Regions from separate parts of the Homo sapiens genome. Here region 1 is linked to region 2. Evidence: chromatin loops called from intact Hi-C (ENCODE). Cell type or tissue: breast epithelium. All regions are shown on one strand. Each heading gives the region's core, and the rest is flanking DNA. Links, peaks and the distances in the headings are about the cores only. Region 1 overlaps PJA2 (praja ring finger ubiquitin ligase 2). Region 2 overlaps FER (FER tyrosine kinase).

Region 1 (8,347 bases), core at 153-8,152, 180 kb after region 2:
ACGAAACAAGAAACTTTTAAGCATTTCAATGTGTCTTAAACAATGATCCTAAAGTAGTTCCATCATTTTGGCATACCCTAACCACAGGCTCTGTAGTCAATACATTACTAGCAATTTAAAAGGACAGTTTCTATTAACTGTAAATGTTTTTTCCCATCTATATATTGTTTGTAAAAAAAAAAAAAAAAAACTATCATTGTTCAGAATATTGACATCACTTAAGAAAAAAATTAAAAATAAGAATAAGAATTACAAATAACTAAGAAAATACCTTATAACTATGAAAAGTCCAGGGTCCTTCAAGGCAAAGAATACACTTCCACCACTGACCACCCCCAAAACAAAGAAAATCAATTTAAAATCAAGGAGCCAGGAAGACTACCTTTCTCTAGGGGTTGGCAAACAATGTAACAATTTCATCAACTTCATCATAAGACATTATAACTGACTATAAAAAGCAAGCAGAAGAGAAGTATTTATTTTGCCCAAAATGACAAAGGTATAGCCAAATTAAATGATTCTCCTTAAAGAAGAAAAAGTGTAACTGGGGGAAAAAAAATACAAGCACCTTACACTTTCAAAAAAATAAATTATCAAAGACTGTAAGTTTTGTCTTTTTTTAAAAATAGTAACCTAGAGGTATAATATTAGAGACTTGCAATCTATTTCAAAATCTTAGGGCTAAATGTGTTTTGGAATTTTGATATATATTTCCCAGATTTAGAACTACTACTTAACAAACCCCAACATGGTCCAGGCCACACACAGTAATCAAACATAACTATATTTCTGCAGTAAAATATACAAATATTTGAAAAAATACCCTCATTTCAATTCAGATCCAGATCTGCTTATCCAGGAAGTTAACATCAGGTCAGGCTTTGTGGCCAATTTCTGTTTTTAGAAGTGTGGATACTGAATAAAACACTGTGGGCTTGAACTGAAAAAAACTTTACCTTTAGCTTAAAAACAGTATATCATACAAAAATTACTTACTAACCCTTAAAGTTTACAGACTTTGACAGAGCAGCAGAAATTATATTTTAAATATTTTCTATAATAAATTACACAATCTGTATTATAGTAGCTTAATTCATATGTCCAAAGAAAATCAAATGAATTGTTTTATGACATGAATTAAAATGCATTCATATTCAAAATGGTAAATTTCTTCCTTTATAGTACTTTCTAACTAAAAAAAAACCACACAATTATTTCCACTAGCTAATAAAATCTTGCAATTGCACTGTAATTGAGCACTGTCAGGGATGCAACTAGCTTACAAGGACTCATGAAAATCTGGACACTGGGGTAATGGAAATTCAGCAACTGAACAAAGAAATTCTCCATTTTTTTCTTTTTCTGTTGTCTTATGGTTTGGAAAAAAAAGATACGGGTTTGTAAGAGCAATCAGAATGCTTATTATAAGTTTTATGTTCTGTTGAAAATAGCAAAGAATAGTGGTGAACAGTCTCTGGAATACCCAGTTAGGTACTCAAAGTCCAGCTCTACCATTAAGTTGCTCTGTGACCTTAGGAAGTTATATAATGCTCTGTGCCTCAGTTTCCTTATTTACAAATGAGGGAAATAATGGAATCTACCACACAGAGTTGTTAATGAGAATTGAATGCTAAGAAAAAATAAGTAAAAAATAAACTTAGTGATAGGAAGAGCCACAGGAAGAACAGATAAAGAGGGAAACAAGTGATATTAGTCACTACTGGCAATGTTAATGAAGTATTACCAATCAATAATTTGTGATATTAATCACTTTTTAAACCCAGACTGGCTTAATGTAGGTTTTTAAAAAATACAACAAATGTTTATTTTACATTTTATTAATTGAAATACCATGAACTAGCATCTCTATCCCTTTATAATAATAATCATTATCTGAACTTACTTCTGTAAACTACTAAAAACCTCAAAAACATTTTTTTGTGAAAAATTCTAATGAGTAGTTTGCATGTATGGTTAGCATTCAGTAAATAAAAATATTTGGTAAGTCAAAATGTCTAATTCCCTGATCATATCAAATAGCCCAGCCATCAAACATGGTTCTAGAAAGAAACCACTTCATTTACTACACAATCGGAAAAAGTACTGGATGTGACCTTACCTATCTTCATCTTTGTCATAGAGTTGGTAATAATCTCCACAGCCATTCCAAAAGGTGTTATCCACCTCTTGCCTTCCTGCTGTGGCTCCACTTTCTGATGTCATTTGGTTATTTTCTGTTTCCCTTTGTGTAATAACTCTTGAGTATGGTGGATCCAAGAACATACAGTCATGCTCTCCATCATATTCTTCACATTTTATTAAGAGGTCATCTGAGCCACTTTCCTCAACTTCCAAAGCCTCTCTCCATCTTTGAACACTTCTTTGTTTCGCCTCATGCCTATTAAAACCTGTTTCTTGGTCCACCTGGCTTGAACTTATCAGTTTTCTAACTTTTGGCCTCACTACCTGTTCAGGAGAACTTCCATGGTTCTTTTCCCTATCATTGGTATTTTGTTCACTACAAATATGCCCTGGACCACAGGCTGCATCTTCAGGTGAATGTTCTGTCTGTCTTTCCTGGCTAGTATTATTTTGTTGTTTCGTACTAACCATTTCATCTTGAGAAGACCTCTGAATTTCCTGGCTATTCTGATGGACAAACTCAGTATCACCAGCAGAACTTTTCACTAATGGTACAGAATCTAACTCTTCAAACTCATCTCTTACTTCACAGTTAAATGAGGGAACTGGTGGTGAAAGACCAGTGTATGCCTCTGCCTCTCTGTTTTCCAACTCAAATACTGTATTGCCTAATGATTCCTGGTATCTACTACCTTCCACGACTTCTGCAGAAAGTTGAAGATGGTCATTATCTTCTCCATGTTTGCCATCTGGATCATAAGAGTCTGTATGAACCAATGCAATTCCATTTTGGACACTTGAAGCACTACAAGCTCCTGGAATATACTCTCCCTCAGAGTGATTATGAAGATTTGTACTGCTTCCTAAGGTATCCCTGCCTTCCTCACTGTGATGTACTGCAACAAAGGATTGACTGCTCTCAGTGGTTTGATTCAATGCTGAACCACAAGTGGGAATTTCTGTTTCACTTTTTTCAAATATAGGTTCACTGGGTAAAGAAGAATCAACTTGATCCAAAGGACTGGAACCTTCATAAAAAACAAAAGAAAACATATTTTAAAGGATTAACTTAGATAAAATTTTATGTAATAACTATCACTTAAGTGGAAATCATACCAATTATTACTACTTGAATACATGAGTAAATTTATTTACCAAGCACTTCTATGCTCCTTAACTGAGAATGCAGACTGATTACTCTATGAGTTCATTTATGTCAATGTACAGCCTTTCACTATCATCTCCCTCACATGGCTTTGGCAGTTTTCTATCTAAATCCTAATATCTAATGCCTTCTGCAAGACATATAAAGGAGAAGCTCTTGAGAGGTTATACAATGGGAAGCCTCTCGTAAGTGGAGTCTAGGGTAACCAATCTGCTTCCCAGTGATTTCCAAACTTACCTTCTTTATTATATGCAGGTAAAAACAACAACAAAACAAAAAACCTTCAAAAGTACTTATGACAGATATAATAACTATAGTTACAGATTTAAGAGAAATTAGACCCTATTGTGTTTTGTTGGCAATTCACAAAATTATATCTCAGTATCTCGACAGATTATAAATTGAATTGTTGTAATACATTTGTAATAAGTTTACTTTAGATGTGTTATAGTTATGACTGAAAAACAACAAAGAGATCAATATGTTGATTCTTGTCATAATTGTGAGAATTCTGAAACATGAGTAAAATCATATCTATAAATTACTTTAAGCATAACTATCTTGCATCACCACTAATAAAAAAAATGAAGACATTTGAGATTTGCTGGAATAAAAATTCATGAATTGTAAAATAACTGAAGTTCGGCCATGATATATGGTACGAAGGGTTCTTTGATATATGGTACGAAGGGTTCTTTTTTTTTTTTTTTTTTTTTTTTTGAGACGGAGTCTTGCTCTGTGGCCCAGGCTGGAGTGCAGTGGCATGATCTCGGCTCACTGCAAGCTCCGCCTCCCAGGTTCACACCATTCTCCTGCCTCAGCCTCCCAAGTAGCTGGGAACGAAGGGTTCTTCAATGGGATGACCCTAGCTAGTAATTCAGATTCTTACATATGACAGCAAAAATAATCTAGAAATGTCTTGTCAAGTTTGCTTAGAACAAGAGGAAGAAGACAAATCCAGTCCAAAAATGTGCAATTATGGTACATGGATAGCTGCAAAATACTTTTTCAAAACCATTGAATAACTAAGAAATTTTAATTGAATAAGCCTTCCTTGTCCTTTGGATTTTGTAAAATGATGAAAAAATAAACAAGCCAAGTTAAATTTAGGATAAAATTAAAAGAAGAAAAGTTGGCCGGGCACAATGGCCCATGTCTGTAATCCCAGCACTTTGGGAGGCTGAGTTGGACGGACCACTTGAGGTCAGGAGTTCGAGACCAGCCTGGGCAACATGGCAAAACCCCATCTCTACCAAAAAATACAAAAATTAGGCGTGGAGGCGCATGCCTGTAGTCCCAGCTACTTGGGAGGCTGAGGCAGGAGAACCACTTGAACCCAGGAGGTGGAGGCTGCAGGGAGCCCAGATCACGTCACTGCACACCAGCCTGGATGACAAAGTAAGATTCCATCTCAAAAAAAAAAAAAAAAAAAGAACGCCAGGCATGGTGACTCACACCTGTAATCCCAGCACTTTGGGAAGCCAGCCAAGACAGGTGGATCACTTGAGAGGTCAGGAGTTTGAGATCAGCCTGGCCAACGTGGTGAAACCCTGTCTCTACTAAAAATACAAAAATTAGCTGGGTGCAGTGACAAACACCTGTAATCCCAGCTACTAAGGAGGCTGAGGCACAAGAATTGTTTGAACCTGGGAGATGGAGGTTGCAGTCAGCCAAGATGCACTACTGCAGTCCATCCTGGGCAACAGAACGTGACTCCATCTCAAAAAAAAAAAAAGAAGAAGAAGAAAAGTTATTTAAATATTATATGCAGGGAAAAAATATCTCTACTTGATCCACATTTTTAAAAATTTCAAAATATATCTTTTTGATTCAAAGATGATTTCCTTTGGCTGGAGGTTATGACAACGTAATCACTACTATGAGAGTGTGGTTATATTTTAATGATTGGCTGTATTCTATTTTCTTCTACAATGTTTAAATATATACACCATTAATATTAAATTCAATAAGAATTTCAAAATAGAATTTCTTGATAGGAAGTGTGCTGCATTTACACTCACAGACATGCATAATACCCACCCAAAAATTTAATTATAAGATCAATTCCTATATAACTATTAATAACCTTTAAATAATTAAATGTTACACACCTGAGGAATTTTCCTTTGGAACATCATCTAGTTCCAACACTTCATAGTCATCACCAGCCCGACCTAAGCTTCTTTCATGTCTGGTCATACATGGTTTAAAACTGACATAAGCATGTCTTCTTCCATATCTCCTGCCTGTAATTGTCTGATACCCTCCTGCTGGTTTGGGCCAGACAGCCTTACCAGATTCTTGGTCCATTGCTGAAAAAAAAGTTAAAAAATTAAAACAGGAACAGCAATGAGCTTTATTCTTGCAACCTGTTGGGGAAAACTACTTCAGTTTATATTTTATTATTTATCAAATCATATGCTTCTGAACATGAAGTGTACCTTACTAGTACTATAAAACATTATTCTTCACACACTAGAAAATTAAATATGAAGTACTATATAATAAGAGTTAGTGGCCTTTTCCCTTCAAAAAATATGTTTTAAAATTTGGTTTCTTTAAGGTATTTCAGATTTTTATAATGAAACCTATCAAAAAATATTTTTCATATGCCAAATTATTATACTGCCAAAGCTCTTTATGGGAGATCTTCCAAATTAAGTACCTTATATATTATATTAATATAAGTGCTCAATACATATTTGATGAATCAATTACTAGCATTATGATATGATGGTTTCAATTACTTTAAGAATGAAAACATTTATGTCAAAGATAACAAGTAACCTCTTTAAATGGTATCTGTACCATGAAGAATCAACTAGATCACAATAAATATGTTCCAAAGATTAACGTCAGATAAAACTATCCAAAAGAAAACAGCAATGAGCCAGGTCAAACACATACTACCCTGCCTTCAAAACTACCAATAAATGGTATATGTTATGGTAAGAAAAGCCATCAACATTTACATGACTTGACAATTAAGTTTTGTTGACTGAGGGGTATACAGTAGTAAACAGCAGCAACTTTCACTAAGTAGTACATTATTATACACACACATATATATATTAAGTGTAAGTCTGCTTAGTCAATTATACATTACATGTACTACACAGCAACTAAACAAAATATTTTCTCACAGCATATGGTATAGTCAATAAATGCAACAGTTGCTGGGCATGGTGGCTCATGCCTGTAATCCCGGTACTTTGGGAGGATGAGGCAGTCGGATCACTTGAGGCCAGGAGTTCGAGATCAGCCTAGCCAACATGGCGAAACCCCGTCTCTACTAAAAATACAAAAATTAGCCAGACGTGGTGGCACATGCCCATAATTCCAGCTACTCAGGAAGCTGAGGCATGAGAATCACTTGAACCCAGGAGGCGGAGGTTGCAGTGAGCCAAGACTGTGCCACTGCACTCCAGCTTGGGTGACAGTTCGAAACTCCATCTCAAAAAAAAAAAAAAAATGAATAAATGAATGAATGAAACAGTTACATAATTTCTTAGTTGTATTAAAATAAGAAATATAATCACTTCCAAGAAGGAAACAGAAACAAACATGTATTTATAATACACGCACATATCGAGTATAAATAATATCAAGTGTTACACTTATTTAATCCCATCAGTAATCTTGAGGTGGATATTGTATTCTATTTTAAAAATTGAAAAATTAAAGTTAAAATTAAGTGTTGGATAACTTGTCTAATAATCCAAAAGTATGACTCCAGAACCAATGCCCTTAACAATTCTACCAAAAGAATAGTCTCCGAAGTGGAAAGCATAAAGCTTTCCAAGCTAAATGGGTATGGAAAGAAAATACCAGAATTTCTATTTTTACCTATCAAAAATTAGAAACTAAGCTTTACAAATATTCAATATATGGATCAAAACCAGCCTTTTAGTAAGACCACAGGTCAGATGATCATATGTCACTTACTGGTACTCAAGGTACCCAGAGGAAAAAACAAGAAGTACTCAATGTAGAAGAACTGACTTTCCTTACCTGCTGGCTCCTTTTCAGTGTACTGTGACATATATGGCAGCGTCTGTGTGACCAGTTCAGTAGAATTATAGATGTGATTTAGTTTTTATTCACACTATGGACAAGCCGCAGAAGATTCCTACAAAGAAACAATGAATTGAACAATATATTAATAAAAGCACAAAAATAGCAAAACTGATACTTCTGCTCCTCCTAGTGAAGTCTTATAATAAAACTTAGAAAAATACAATGTGATGTAGCCAGCATGGTGGCAAATGCCTGTGATCCGCCTTAGATTACAGCACTTTGGCAGGCCAAGGCGAGCAAATCAGTTTGAGCTCAGGAATTCGAGAACAACCTGGCCAACATGGTGAAAGTCTGTCTCTGCAAGAAATACAAAAATTAGCCAGGCGTGGTGGTGCACACCTCTAGTCCCTCAGGAGGCTGTGGTGGGAGGATTGCTTGAGCCCAGGAGGTGGAGGCTGCAGTGAGCCGAGATCATGCCACTGCACTCCAGGCCTGGGTGACAAAGTGAGATCCCGTCCCAAAAATAAATAAAAACAAGAAAAATACAACACAATTTGACAAGCCAATCAAAAACTCTCAGAAATACCAAAATGGCTATGTGAAATACAGATTTACATCTGCTCTTGATAAACCTTGCCTAAGTATATATCATCCTTAAGACTGTCAATGACAACAACACATACATAATTTGTAAGTAAACAAACAAAAATATCAGAAGTACTGACTCAGGTATGTAACCAAACTATTTGGGAGTCTACTACACTGTGCTATCATTGCTTCTCTGTCAAGCAGTAAAGTTCCTTTAGCCCTGGAATTGCTAAAAGGTAACTGTAAGAATACAAACTTCATTTTTTAAAAATGTGTAATGGCTTATAACAATAATTAATGTGTGTAAATAATGATGTATTTATTCTTTGCAATAGTCAGTTGATCAGATAATTTAATCCCAAATAAGAACCTATTTTCAATCAGGAAAAACTACAATTTATCATGGAACAAATACAAAAAGAACTTCTGTTTTGA
Region 2 (8,347 bases), core at 126-8,125:
TGAGGACCTTGTAGTGGGATAAACAAAAATTAAAATGCAACAATCCAAATAAATTATAATGTAACAATACAAATATCTGAATCATAAGTCACAGTTTTTCAGGGTTCTTTCAGTCACACCACTTTATAATTAATTCTGGTGAGTCATCAGATGTAGGAATGTACCTGAAAACCTTACTTAGTATACTGTGTACACTGTTTAATGGCCATGCATCTTTTGAAGTTTGATATTTTCTGAAAAAGCATTGTTTGCCTCAGCCCTCTTCTTTTTACGTATACTCCATTTATCATTGATATTTTAGATGTTTCTTATCAACAAAATTGGCTGCCCTGGTTAGTGCTGAGTCATCGCAAGACTTGCTTTTGCATTTAGGAAGCCACACCCTCCCACAAAACAGAACAGTGCAAAATAAGCAGCAGAGAGACAGACAGTTGGAAAAGACATGTTTTCTTTAGGTATTAATATCTTAATTAAATGGAATCAGATTTTGTATGGAAATGAGTTTATATTACATTTCCATTATACTAAGTCAGTGTGAAAGTTTACCATCAAAATAGCGTTACTTCTTTTATGACTAACTCTGATTTGCTTATACATATCAGAATGATATTCATTAAATATTTTAATTTCATTTATTTTTCTATGTTTTGATTAGTTTCACATCAAGTCTGAATACTATATTTTGGAAGAATCCAAAACCACATATGAAGATACTGATTTTAAAAGTCAGGATTTCATGTACCAAGAATGACCTACTTGAAGGAGATTTTGCTACACTCTTAGAGTCCCAAAAATTCCCCTTTAAAAAAAATGCTGTCCTACAGAAGGTGTATAAACTATACCTTAGCCATAATTCAATTTAATGAAATACTACCCCATTAAAAGCCATCCTCCTGCCTCATACCGATTCAGAAATTAAATTCTGAACTTTTAGTGTAGGCATTAGGAATCACTTAGCCACTTAATAAGGACTGAGATTCTTGGGTGGCAGAAAAATCCTGGTGTGCTAGATTCTTAGTCACTTTAAACTGCATAGAAGTAATGAGCATAGGCTTCAGTATATTTAATAAGGTGCTGAGGCAGCAGATTCAAATGCAAAAGAGGGAGGAACCAGTTATTCCAAGGCAGGATGATGCACCCCCACACAGAGTGTGGAAAAATTAAAGTGAAACAAAGATTTGGACAGTGTCATTAGGAAGCCTGAGGAGAACATGCTACAAGGCCAGATCCTGTCCTATGGAAAATAAAAAAGATCAGCAGAACTAAAGCAAAAGCAGTCATCTCCAGTGTGTGGGCCTTAGCAAAGAGTAAACCAAATACCTCTCCTTGTGTTAGGAGCACTGTTATATTCCCAGCTCAGAGATGATTGTGTGCTGGGAAATGCTTATATTCATTATTTCCCAACTAATGCATTTGGACATATGTATTCCAGTTTTTCAAAGACACTACCCAAAGCTTCTTTACATTTGCATTGGTTATATTTAATATTTCTTAAGCTAAGATCACTGATTATCCACACGTTATTAGAAATCTTTGGTTACAGTGAGGCTTAACCTGGGCTAAAGTCTCCTAAATGGGACTACACTTAGATCCGCCCTATTTCACCTTTGGACTAACGTTGACTAAATGGCTCCTAGAGTTACCCACAGAGGGAGCTTACTATGATGAGAGCTACTGTGGGGAAACATAGTATTCAACAGAGAAATGGAAGAATACAAGTAGCAATGTTCCTTGTCTTCAATAACATTTGAGGGAAAGGAATCTAGAAATCCTAAAGCTTAGTCAGGGTGCCTAAGGTAAGACACAAAAAGAAAGAGACATCCAGAAAGGAAGGTTGAAAGGAAATGAAGGGCAGTAACAAAGCACCAATGTAAAATGACCCATAGCCAACAATAAATGCAATAACAATAAAGGAAACTAACCCTCACAAAGGGTTTGAGGAGCTTCCTGCTGTGTGTCCTTAAACAGTGCGTGCCTCTTAAGTCTCTACAACACTTTTTTAAAGGGCATTGAATTGGACATTGGTTTAATTTTTACCTACGCTCCCTATAATCTCAGGAGGTAACCATTATTTAATCAGAATTACCCTTGCTCTGTTTATCTGTGAGGCCTCAGACACAACGGTGGTTCAGCCCTCTCCCTAAGCAGTAGCAAGCTGAGTAATGGCACACATATGTCTAGGATAGCCAGCATTCAGGAAAATTGCTGTGAACCTCCTGTTTTTAATTTTAATATAGAAAAAGTCTTTCAGGTTTGTGACACGAAGACAGATTTAGCTTCCCACTTGTCAGCAAATTTGTAAAAACCTCAAAACAAATGAATATTTGGAATTCACTCTAAGAGATACAAATCCTGAATTTCTAACTATCTTCTCAAATATTACTGAGGCCAGCAAGATGCAAGTGTTCTACAAAATAATGAACTGTTCTAAGTGACAGTGTTGATGCTGGAAGTGGAATGTTATGTTTTCGCTCAGCTGTATTCATTCAGAAAGTTTTTCTTGAACATCTGCCACATGAGGTGCAGAGAATACTACCAGGTGCTAGTTTTTCCAGTATTTGACTTCTGATTACTATTTCCTTTTCTCATCTTTAGTTTTTCAAGATTTTGCTTTACCAAAATAGTAAAGCCTTTATCATCAGCTTATATTGAATAATGTTGTAATTGGTTTCAATCAAAGTTTCTCCTCAGGTACTTGGGGGCCCCTAGCCTTCTAAGGAACTCCCAGGCACCTACTTAACAAGGCCAGCTACACACTCAGTATGTGATAAGCCCCATGATGGATGCAGGTTAGAATTCAAAGACCTGGTTGGAGTCCTAGATGTGGAGACAGGATGATCAGGTCACACTTGTTAGATGACTAACACTATCAGTAGAAGCTCTTGAGAGATTTTCCTAACGCAGCAAGATTTCTGTGAGTAGAGGTATCCTGGGAGGTATCCTGGGAGGCAGCCTATTGACTTGACCAAGTAAGCTGATCAGGTGGCCTCCTCTACCCACTAAAGAAATGTGTAAACACTAGCAATAATTGCTTTATCTTAAACTCCTGGACATACTCAGTTCTTCCATTCCACTGTTCTATTGCCAATACCTTTTGTTGTTTTCTTCACACTCCTCTTGGCAGCAAATGTCTGAAAGTATTTCAATTGTGTAATGTTAAGGAGTTTTTTCATAGCTTCAGAAAAGAGGGCAGCAAATATGAAGCCTTAAGTTCAAAATAAGTCATTCTACCTAGAAATACAGACCCCAGAGCACATTGCATGAAAATACCTGTACTCTGCAGTTCCTCAAAGCAGTATTCTTCCTGAAAAGCCAAACACCACACCTATTTTCCTATTTGCTAAGAATCAGAATAAGCACGTTGTAAATAGTATCCAAAGCAGATTCTAAAATGACATAGTAAGAAGCCAGATTCAAATTGTAACCAAAGAAGACAATAGAAATCCCACTTTACCCCACTGTCATCAGTTAGAACACCCTTGCAAAAACTGTAACCACTTAAGCAATTCATCTGATCCCAGAAGATCATACCTTCTTTTGAAAGTATAGGACAGATATCAGTGGGAAACGTCGGCGTTCTGAGCAACACAGGATAAATGTAGGAGGGCCTTAAAAAATAAATCTCAATTCATACACTGGAGCAGCAAAAAACTGAGCAGGAAAGGAAACAGAATCCAAAGTCATTTTTCATATAGCTGTTGTCAAATAGTATAACCTTGGTGTCTTCTTTGAGTTGCCTGGACAGTATTTATGAAACAAAAAACTAAATGCCCCCCATTTGGGGACGGGGGGAGGGGTTCAGACCTCTAACCTGGATTCAGAGCCTTAGAGGCCGAGAGGGAATCTGGAATCTGGTATTACTGAGATCCTAGGTAAAAGAACCAGCCTGGCAGTCTTTCCCACCTCATTGGTCCGTGCTTTTATTTTTAAACCCAAAAGAAAGAAAGAAACACACCCTCTTATGTAGGAATTTCCCTTTTACAAATAATTTGACCTGGTAGAAATAAACTTGCCTGCCTGCTCTTAAATGCCAGACAGTTGGAAGCAAATGCCGAGGGAAAGGTGCCCAGAGCCATGCTTGATAGGACTTTGAATATTTTCTCCTTAATTAAAGTACGTTGCTTGTATTTAGACTATAAGATGCTATGGAGGTCTATCCCATGCCATGCCAATGTGAATTGCTTTGCTTCAGTAACAATCAGAAGACCAGTCCAACAGAAAATAACTTGTCATAATTCCACCTTAGATTCTAGACCTCTCATACCTGCAGTGTACAGAATATGTACATGTTCCAATGGAATTCACTATTTTTGGCTTTAGTGTCAAAGAGATTGGTTCTACAAGGTTCATCTGATTTCCCATAACAAGTAAATTTTATAATCCTATGATTCTAAATTCAATCCCCAATATAGATTCTAAGCATCAAATCAAAATCACAGACAAAGGGGAACTGGTCGAGAGGGGTCTTAGTTATTTCAAATCCATGACCAAAGTGTCCAAAGACATGAAACTCTTATACCTGCTGAGCATTTCACTTTACTATACAAAATGTCAGCTACCCAGTTGCATCCTGTGACATGATCAGACTGTCAATGTGGACCAGTGGCCAGGAGCATATTTATGGGCCATTTCTGTTCATCATTCTTTACAGAGCATTGAGGTTTCCCACTGAAACAGCTTCTTTAGTCAGACGTCTATAGATTTTACATAAATTTACATTTAAATGCATTAAGTTAGATGGCCCAATTGAGCATCTGAATGAATATAGTGGGGGTTGGTGGTGGTGCAAATTCTGCTGGCTTTATGTTATGGTTTTCTTCGTGTTTTTTCTTGGTTTTGTCTGGCTTCTTCTGGCAAGTGCCCTAAAAGACTGGAACACTGTATAAAGTCATAGACATAGAACCATATGGGAAAGCCCAGATGAAAAAATGGAAGAATAAAATCAAGTTGTCAAAGTTCCAGCAACAGCCCTGACTTCTTCAGGAATCCAAGCAAATTGAAAGCCAAGACAAAATGTACAAATGGTGCCCATGCCATTCATTTGACTGTGGGTGGCCCTCTAGTCTAGGGCTCTCTTAGTGAATGGTTGTGGAAATATGATTTTTCTAAGTTCCTTCCTTTTCCTTTTGATAGATGAGTTTGAGATGATGGAGTAGGAGTGGGGCCCTCAGGCACTTCTGGTAAAGACATTCCACCTGCAAGCAGCATTTTGAGTAAAGCACTGCTGTGGTTTGCCGATTTATGGTCCATTTAATGTTAGGCTAAAGCACCTTTAATCATTTTTGTTGTTTTAAGATAATGTATTTGTGAAGTGGATAAACACTGGAAATAGGGTGCTTCTTCTGGAAAGTTCAGTGTAAAACACAAACAAGGCTTTGGCGGGTTTATCTGGCTTTATAAACAAGTCTGAAAAATGGATGAAAGCTAAATATATAAAGCAGTTGGTTGTCTATCTTTTATCATTTTTACTCAGATCTGTATTTAACACTTATTTATTTGTTAGTTTTTACATTCAAAAGAAATACACTTTGAACTTTGGCTAACATTGTAGGATATTTTTTAATTGTTTCTACATTTTTAAAGCATGATTCATCATTTTTGTAAACTTAGATCATTTTTTAATTGTCTTTTCTTTTCCAATAGACCAGTTACCACTCATGTGTCTGCAGAACCTCTTTATTGTATTCCTATAATAAATGTAAAATATTTGTAGCAAACTGTGCCTTGTCTTATTTAATCTTTCCATCATGTTTATATTTCTCTTCCTTTTCCATATAAATATGCTCCAAGTGGAAGAAAAGGCAGGCAAGATTTCCATGGTAACTGGCCTCCTAGGGATATAACAGTGCATAAAAATTATTAGCTTTCAGTTTCTCTGTAATTAAGCTTATTAGTTCTGATGATAATGGGTGTGTGTTGCTTACAGTCCAATCACTGCTTCCTGTTTAGAAATCAAAACTGTAATGGAGCTCAAGTCCCAGTTATCTGGGTGGATTCGCTATTTGCGTGGATTTTTGTGTTTTACTTTTGGGTTTTTGGGTTTTTTTTTTTTTTTTTTTTTTTTGCTTTTCATAACAAGATTTGTTTGACATAACACAAGGATTTGCGGGAGAAAGATGGCTGAGAGATGTTTGGAAACAGAGGCTGAAGCCTGCTACCCTAGAGCAGTTCAGATGTGTATCCTTGCCTGTCCTGTACAGGACTGAGCTGGTCACAGAGCCATCGCTTAACTTCTAGGTACCCTTCAGTTGGCAAATCGGTAACCTTCCTAAAACTGCCGGCTGTTATTTACATGGATTTTGGGCAACATACACTTCCCTTACATTAAACCAAGCCCCCTCCTCATCCCTGAGCTTGGATTAGATGAGTCAACCTCCACTGCTTCTCAAAAACACACATGTTTACTGTTCATGGGGTAGGCCACAAGCTCCTTAGGATAGACAAAATGAATCCATACAATCCTCTTAACCTTCCTGCTTCCACAGCACCCTACCCAGAGCTGTGTGCTTCTGGGCCCTTGGTGAATTCATTTTCACCATAGCTCATAATTGTCTGTCTAGAGTTGCATCCTCTGCTCCAGCAGGTTTGATATCTGGCACAGTCTCCTAGACAACCTGTGCTTTCACTGACTTCAATTAATTAGGATGAGGTACATTCACCACCAAAGAAGGTTGGCTATCAGACTGAAATCCCATTCCCCAAGATGAATAAATAGCATCTCTGAAATCCTGGAGTTCTTTTGGTGTTTGAAGTCCTACACTTCGTTTCACACTCCCCCTTCTAGCTGATTTCTTCAGGCAAATGGTGATGTTGCTTGTTAAAAAAAAAAAAAAAAAAAAAAAAAAAAGGCCAGGCACGGTGGCTCACGCCTGTAATCCCACCACTTTGGGAGGCCAAGGTGGGCGGATCACGAGATCAGGAGATCGAGACCATCCTGGCTAAGATGGTGAAACCCCGTCTCTACTAAAAATACAAAAAGAAATTAGCCAGGCGTGGTGGCGGGTGCCTGTAAACCCAGCTACTCGGGAGGCTGAGGCAAGAGAATGGCGTGAACCAGGGAGGCAGAGCTTGCAGTGAGCTGAGTTCGCACCACTACACTCCAGCCTGGGAGACAGAGTGAGACTCCGTCTCAAAAAAACAAAACAAAACAAAAAACAAAAACAACAACACACACACACATAAATGTAAGAACTAGTTTCTATTAACAGCATCAATGGCTGCCCCTTCAATAAAAACTGAATCTAAATGAAGTGCTTTTTCAAACTTCCAAAATGTGGTGGTACACGTGGACTGGCCCACACACTTAGGTCAGACTTGTGATTATGCCCAAGGAAGGCTGATGGTGCTGGGTTCCAAAGCTGTCTGGTGTTGAAACAAGCACCAAGCTGGGAGCTGGGAAACTCAGGATCTCATTCCTGGTTGGACTCTCACTAGTCTGTAAACTTATCCAATTGGATCCTTTCTCCCAGGGCTGACACTTGAAGGACAAAGAACAGCCTGAGAGCATTCACTAAAGCAGAGTCCATTCTCCCTAGTAAAGTGTTGCTGTAATTCCTGCTACCCAACACTCCAGGACACCCTTAGTTTTTTCCATTCCCAAACCTCATTCTCTAGCCTCCCCATTAACTTTGGAGCCCATGTCAGCCTTGTAGCGAATTCCCTTTTTTTTTTTTTTTTTTTTTTTTAACCTAAGTCATCCATAGTCCATTTCTGTTGTCTGCAGCCAAGGATCCTGACCAATATGACGATCTCTAAGACACCTTCGAGCTTTGAGACTGTGTGATCTCCCAAGGCTTCTTGAGTCATTTCAGATATCCAAACACCAACGCTATATGAGGTGGGTTCTGTTCCTTTCCTCATACAACATGGCTGTTGAAATTCAAGAGTGATGAGAAAAAGGAAAATTCCCTAAAGTTTCCCTCACCTAATGTGCTGCTGATTATCCAAACTAAGCTTTTTCATATTTCCCCAGCTCTGGACTTAAGTAATTCAAAATTATAAATGTTTCTTTTGCAGTCTCCCTGTGGTAACCAGTGGTACCACAGGATAAATGATAAGATCAATGGACTAGACATTGTGATGGGCTAATTGATCTATCACAGCAATATAAATGCCAAGAATTAATAGAAAAACAAATGTCATAGGAAGCTGAGGTACTGACAGCCTTAGAAGCTCCCCTCTTAGGGCCTCTGTCTCCCAGCTTTCAGCAGGGCTTAGTCTTAGTCCACATTCAGAAGGGCCTTTCCCTCTCCTGAAAACAAACAAACTCACAAAATGTCTCCTTTTAAGCCTGGGTAAAAGCCAATAAATAAGCCTGTTGGTATTTCAACTCAAGCTGATTTCCCAA

What was found. Peaks named below come from ENCODE experiments on the same cell type or tissue, not always from the same donor. Only the 100,000 strongest peaks of a DNase experiment are listed, where the experiment ranks them.
Region 1: a loop joins it to region 2, with 6 times the contacts of the local background. A loop is called at or near these places in 1 of 110 quality-filtered maps.

Annotation. Positions count from the first base shown.
Region 1 is chr5:109,376,085-109,384,431 of GRCh38, forward strand. PJA2 (praja ring finger ubiquitin ligase 2) reads right to left here. Exons shown (of 10, transcript NM_014819.5): 2 at 7,319-7,436; 3 at 5,419-5,619; 4 at 2,120-3,170. The coding sequence starts at 7,349. Among named protein-coding and RNA genes, the nearest start is that of PJA2, 30 kb to the right of the region's middle. In breast epithelium, for the core only: no CTCF peak of the experiment used is centred there; a DNase peak (open chromatin) is centred at 4,787.
Region 2 is chr5:109,191,125-109,199,471 of GRCh38, forward strand. It overlaps FER (FER tyrosine kinase), which reads left to right. Exons shown (of 20, transcript NM_005246.4): 20 at 1-5,717. Among named protein-coding and RNA genes, the nearest start is that of PJA2, 210 kb to the right of the region's middle. RefSeq lists silencers at 2,711-2,911, 2,951-3,151, 6,991-7,198. In breast epithelium, for the core only: no CTCF peak of the experiment used is centred there; no DNase peak of the experiment used is centred there.